Regions from separate parts of the Homo sapiens genome. Here region 1 is linked to region 2. Evidence: read pairs that join two places in POLR2A ChIA-PET (ENCODE). Cell type or tissue: PC-9. All regions are shown on one strand. Links, peaks and the distances in the headings refer to the core of each region. The heading gives the core; the rest is flanking DNA.

Region 1 (2,908 bases), core at 112-2,611, 250 kb after region 2:
TCACATGGAACAGCTTCTCCTTTCCCCTTTTTGGGCTGGCATTCCCTCCAAGTCTTAGCTTGGTATCACTTCTGGGAAGGCCCCTTGGCCCCATCTAGGAGCAGTACCTACTCTGAGTTCTCTCATCCCTTTTTTTTTTTTTTTAATAGACACGGGGTCTCTGTGTTGCACAGGCTTTCTTGAACTGCTGGCCTCAAGTAATCTGCCTCGGCCTCCCAAAGTGCTAGGATTACAGGGATGAGCCACCACACCCAGCCTCATCCCCTTCTCTTCTTGCCCTATCATACTGAGCTGTCACTGTCAACTTATGTCTCTCCTACTAGTGAGCTCCAGGAGGACCAGAATGGTCTTTCACCCTTTTATCCTCAGACCCAGCAGGATTAGCTCACAGCAGCAACAAATGTTTGCTAAACCAATGAGCAAACACATGCTAACAGTGAAAAATACTTATGACACTGTTTCAAGGAAGACTAGAATGTAAAGTTGCCTATATGCTATAACTTTATTTTAGATGTATATGGATTGAGGAAAGAACTCAAATACCTTTTTTTTTTTTTTTTTTTTTGAGATGGAGTTTTGCTCTTGTTGCCCAGGCTGGAGTGCAATGGTGCGATCTCAGCTCACAGCAACCTCCGCCTCCCGGGTTCAAACCATTCTCCTGCCTCAGCCTCCAGAGTAGCTGGGATTACAGGCATGCGCCACCATGCCTGGCTAATTTTGTATTTTTAGTAGAGACAGGGTTTCTCCATGTTGGTCAGGCTGGTTTCAAACTCTGGACCTCAGGTGGTCCGCCCGCCTCGGCCTCCCAAAGTGCTGGGATTACAGGCATGAGCCACTGCGCCTGGCCCTCCATATCTTTTATAATTCTGTTTCACTGACTCTATAATATTCTTTTTTTTGGAAACGGTGTCTCACTCTGTTGCCCAGGTTGGAGTGCAGTGGCGTGTGGCGTGATCTGGGCTCACTGCAAGCTCCGCCTCCTGGGTTCACGCCATTCTCCTGCCTCAGCCTCCCTAGTAGCTGGGACTACAGGCGCCGGTCACCACACCCGGCTAATTTTTTTGTATTTTTTTTAGTAGAGATGGGGTTTCACCGTGTTAGCCAGGATGGTCTCGATCTCCTGACCTCGTGATTCGCCTGTCTCGCCTCCCAAAGAGCTGAGATTACAGGCGTGAGCCACCACGCCCAGACTTAATATTCTAATATTCAAAATACAACATAGCTCAGGGAGCTATGGTGTTTATGGCATAATTCTGCAAGGGGTTCCCTAGGTCTCAGCTGAAATAGATAAAAATCAATTAGGCCGGGTGCGGTGGCTCACGCCTGTAATCCCAGCACTTTGGGAGGCCGAGGTGGGCGGATCACGAGGTCTAGGAGTTCAAGACCAGCCTGGCCAATATGGTGACACCCCATCTCTACTAAAAATACAAAAATTATCCGGACATGGTGGCTCGTGCCTGTAGTCCCAGCTACTTGGGAGGCTGAGGCAGAAGAATCATTTGAACCCAGGAGGCGGAGGTTGCCACTGCACTCCAGCCTGGGTGGCAGAGTGAGACTCCGTCTCAAAAAAAAAAAAAAAAAAAATCAGTCAATTATTAGCCAGGCATGGTGGTGCATGCCTGTAATCCCAGCTACTCGGGAGGCTGAGGCAGGAGAATCACTTGAACCTGGGAGGAAGGGGTTGCAGTGAGCCAAGATAATGCCACTGCACTGCAGCCTGGGTGACAGAGTGAGACTGTCTCAAACAAACAACAACAAAAAAAATCAGTCAATTCTCCTGACTCTAGGATCAAGACAGCTGTACTCACGGTACCTTATAAATGGCTGGTGCTCAACATATAGTAGTTGAATAAACAAACTTTCTTTTAATCAGTAGTTCCCAAACCTGGATGCTCATCAGAACCCCCTATGGAATTTGTAAAAATGAAGCTCCCTGAAAAGCCCACTCCATTCACATCTCTCGAATCAGAATCTCCAAGTGTTTTCTTTTACCTTGGCCAGTTAAATGTGTGAGGCTGCTTAGTGGATTGATGTTCAGAAACCGGCTTTATACAAATGTAGGTGTTCACTCAGTTTCACATGATCAACAACGTAGAGTAAAAGCACTCTGCTAGATACCGTGGGGAATAAAGATCAATCAGGGTTGGACCCTGCTAAAGGGATAAGATCAAGTGGGCAGGAGTGGATTCCTAAAACCTCCTACACCTCCTCTCCTCTACTGGCTTTTCTTCTTAATGAGCTGAGAAGACTGAAGTGGTCTGAAGATAAATGCCGCTCCACCCCGAGCATTGCTACAATAGCCTCTGTCTTCCCACCTATCGCCAGCTCCTCTTAGAGCCAAGCCTTGATTTATGCCCCGGAGCCCACTTCCTTTCACCTTCTCAAGGACATCATTTCAAGAATTCTCCCATCTTTCTCCTATATTATCATTTTTAAATTTATCCGTTGCATCATTTCCATTGGCATGCTAACATACCTTTATTTTCTCTCAGCCTTTTAAACCCTCTAGGCTCCCACCAGACATATTTGGAACAACTTGAGCACTCACAATAATCATTGCCCTAACTAATAATAAGACAACCAATACATTAAAACCTATAATTAAAGCCTATAGCGATGCTCAGAAAAGAGGAAGAATTTAATTAATTTACTTGAGATGGAGTTTCGCTCTTGTTGCTCAGGATGAAGTGCAATGGCACAACCTTGGCTCATTGCAACCTCCACCTCCTGGGTTCAAGTGATTTTAGTGCCTCAGCCTCCCAAGTAGCTAGCATTACAGGCATGCACCACCACGCCCTAATTTTGTATTTTTGGCAGAGATGGGTTTCACCATGTTGATCAGCCTGGTCTCGAACTCCCGACCTTAGGTGATCCACCCACTTCTGCCTCCCAAAGTGCTGGGATTACA
Region 2 (2,908 bases), core at 161-2,660:
TTCTGAAGTCTTCTCTCCTGCATATCGAGGTACTGCGAACACAGAAAGTACCCTGCTTCAACATATCTACTCCCCTTGAAGACGCCACCACTCACAAAGGAGGCAGGACAGGAAAGGGTTCAATGTTCAGTTTCCTTTAATGACCCCCATCTCCCTGAAGGGCAGGTGCAGGCAGCTAGGTGATGGCAAGAGATGTTCACTTGAAGATCTTGCCCTGATTGAAGGCTTTGCCCACATGCTGGAAGGCCCCCTCCCAGGAAAAGTACTCTCGAACCAGCGTCTGGGTCTCCTCGCTGCCAGGATCCAGTTTCCGCCATGTGTATGACTCGTAGTCCACCTGCCAATCTGGACTCAGCTGGGGATAAAAAGCCAGCATGTGGTCAAGTTATGAGACACCACCCCACACCTGTGTTACTTCCAGCTCAAACACATGTCATCAGACCCCAGGTCTCCTGTGAACATGAACTGCTCCTTCCTATAAGCATTCCTGAACCCTCCTAAACATCCATCAACTCAGAAATAAAACACAGTGCTTCTTATATCCCTGCCCCACCCTAAAGAGACTCCTCTCCTCCACCTTCCTCACCGGAAAGGCAAGCTCCTGGCCTCGGAAGACCCAGACTCCAGAAATGGAGCTGCTATTGTTGGTTCCAAAAAGGATGACACTGGCGAAGGCATTCTTCCTCAGCTTGTCCAGTCGCTGGAACATTCCTGAAGCGGCAAGGGAGAACATTCAGCCTTTGGAATCACAGCACTTGCTACACCTTGTTCTCCTTCCTTCTCAGACCCACTCTCTTACCAGTGATGAGATTGCAGCTCATGAAGGTCTGAGTGAGTTCTTCAGGGAAGCGATACTCTGAGTACCACAGGGACCAGCCGTCCTTATCAAAGTGCTCCCAGAAATATGGCAGTGCCACAGAGAGTGTGTCCTCATTGGAGTACTTGCGCTTAAATTCATCCAACACAAAGGTACTAAGAGGAAGAAAGCACAGGGGTCAATCAATAAGGAGGAAGGTTGCCAGGCTAAGAGAAGTGAAGGGTGCTTTCACTTAAAATTTACTAATATAAAGGAAATGGTCATTGTGCTGGCAGATGTGTATGACCTTATGAGGGAAGTAAGCTCAAGGGGTTTGAACAGGGGCCTAGGACACTCCTCTGCATAAGTATGCAAGGCATGTGGAGGGTGGAACTCAAAGTGGGACTCTGAGACCTGCCCCAGGAAGGGCATGGCTAACTGCTGCCCCCAGGTGGAGACAGAGTGAGGACTTCTTTTTCCCTGTTCAGGCCCTCCCCAGGCTGTTTTCCATGAACCACACTAAGTCACTGACTCACCCAAGTCTCTTCCCCCCCACCATACAGGCCTCTTCAGGTTACACAAGCTGTAACAGGAATGTAAGCAGTGAACATTCTCAAAGGGCCTCCACCCCAAATCTTACACCCATGTCCTTTAGTCCATCTCTGCCTATAAACAAGCTTTAGTCTTTTCCAAGGTTTTCCGATGCTGGAAAGCCCTTAGGTTCAGGTTATCTTAAAAGCAATCTGGCATACTGAGCCAAGAATGCCAGCATCAATATAGCAGAGGTCACTCCCTCCACGATTGGTGCTCTGTTTTCTTTCTTTCCAGTTATAAACATATACACTGGCCAGATGCGGTGGCTCACGCCTGTAATCCCAGCACTTTGGGAGGCCAAGGCAGGTGGATCACCTCAGGTCAGGAGTTCAAGCCCAGCCTGACCAACAAGGTGAAACCCCGTTTCTACTAAAAATACAAAAATTAGCTGGGCGTGGTGGCAGGCTGAGACAGGAGAATAGCTTGAACCCGAGAGGCAGAGGTTGCAGTGAGCAGAGATCGCGCCACTGCACTCCAGCCTGGGCGATAGAGGAAGAGTCCTGTCTGGGGGGAAAAAAAAGGACAGGCAGGGTGGCTCACACCTGTAATCCCAACACTTTGGGAGGCCGAGGCGGGCGGATCACGAGGTCAAGAGATCAAGACCATCCTGGCCAACATGGTGAAAACCTATCTCTACTAAAAAAAAAAAAAAAAAAAATTGGTGGCACACGCCTGTAGTCCCAGCTACTCGGGAGGCAGGGACAGGAGACTTGCTCGAACCCAGGAGACAGAGGCTGCAGTGAGCCGAAATTGCACTCCAGCCTGGCAACAGAGCAAGACTCCGTCTCAAAAAAAAAACAAAAAAAAAACAAAAAAAAAAAAAACAACCAAAAAACACATATATGTGTGTGTGCATACATGTGTTAAATGCCTAACCTTGTTTTTACTCTAACTCACTACTTTGAATCTTCCCTGTTTGTCTCTTTAACCACCTAGCCTTGCTTCTCATGTAAATAAGACTCTCTCTCTAGCTGGGAAAGCCGGACAAACTCCAATTGACCCTTTAATTTACAAGACACTAAGGGCTCCTCACCCAACCCCCTTCCACAAGGAGTTGACCTGTGTTAAGCAGATCCTCAGCATTTCAAAGGAGCCCAATTAACTGATAAGGTACTGGCACAAACAATGTATGAAGTTCCCAGGATTTTTCTCAAAGTGATAACAACATAAAGCCTTGAGTTGTGTCCCGCATAGCCCCATATCTAATTATAATGAAGGATTTAGAGCCCTGCACCTGGTACGGTTGCTTTTTGTAACCATTTGTCTTTTAAATTGTTTATCTCTCTGTAACCATTTTGCTTCTTTTGATTCTTGCATGTTTTTACCTCTGTAAAATTATTGCATTTGAGTTCCCCTCCCCTTCCTAAACCAAGGTATAAAAGTTAGTCAAGCCCCTTCCTCAGGGCCGAGAGATTTTTGAGCGTTAGCCGTCTCTTGGTTGCCGGCTAATAAAGGACTCTTAATTCGTCTCAAAGTGTGGCGTTTTCTCTAACTCGCTCAGGTACAACATGTGTGTGT

Evidence for each region. Peaks named below come from ENCODE experiments on the same cell type or tissue, not always from the same donor. Only the 100,000 strongest peaks of a DNase experiment are listed, where the experiment ranks them.
Region 1: POLR2A ChIA-PET joins it to region 2 with 17 read pairs; 4 of 35 experiments call an interaction of 5 or more read pairs at or near these places.

What each region holds. Positions count from the first base shown.
Region 1 is chr11:62,811,530-62,814,437 of GRCh38, forward strand. The region is part of intron 10 of STX5 (syntaxin 5); the gene reads right to left. Among named protein-coding and RNA genes, the nearest start is that of NXF1, 7.5 kb to the left of the region's middle. In PC-9, for the core only: no CTCF peak of the experiment used is centred there; no DNase peak of the experiment used is centred there.
Region 2 is chr11:62,559,483-62,562,390 of GRCh38, forward strand. EEF1G (eukaryotic translation elongation factor 1 gamma) reads right to left here. Exons shown (of 10, transcript NM_001404.5): 8 at 800-972; 9 at 587-711; 10 at 114-355. The coding sequence ends at 197. Among named protein-coding and RNA genes, the nearest start is that of MIR6747, 6.1 kb to the right of the region's middle. RefSeq lists enhancers at 1-542, 958-1,077, 2,169-2,711. In PC-9, for the core only: a CTCF peak has its summit at 1,232 (motif pointing left); a DNase peak (open chromatin) is centred at 1,339; H3K27ac peaks cover 2,262 bases.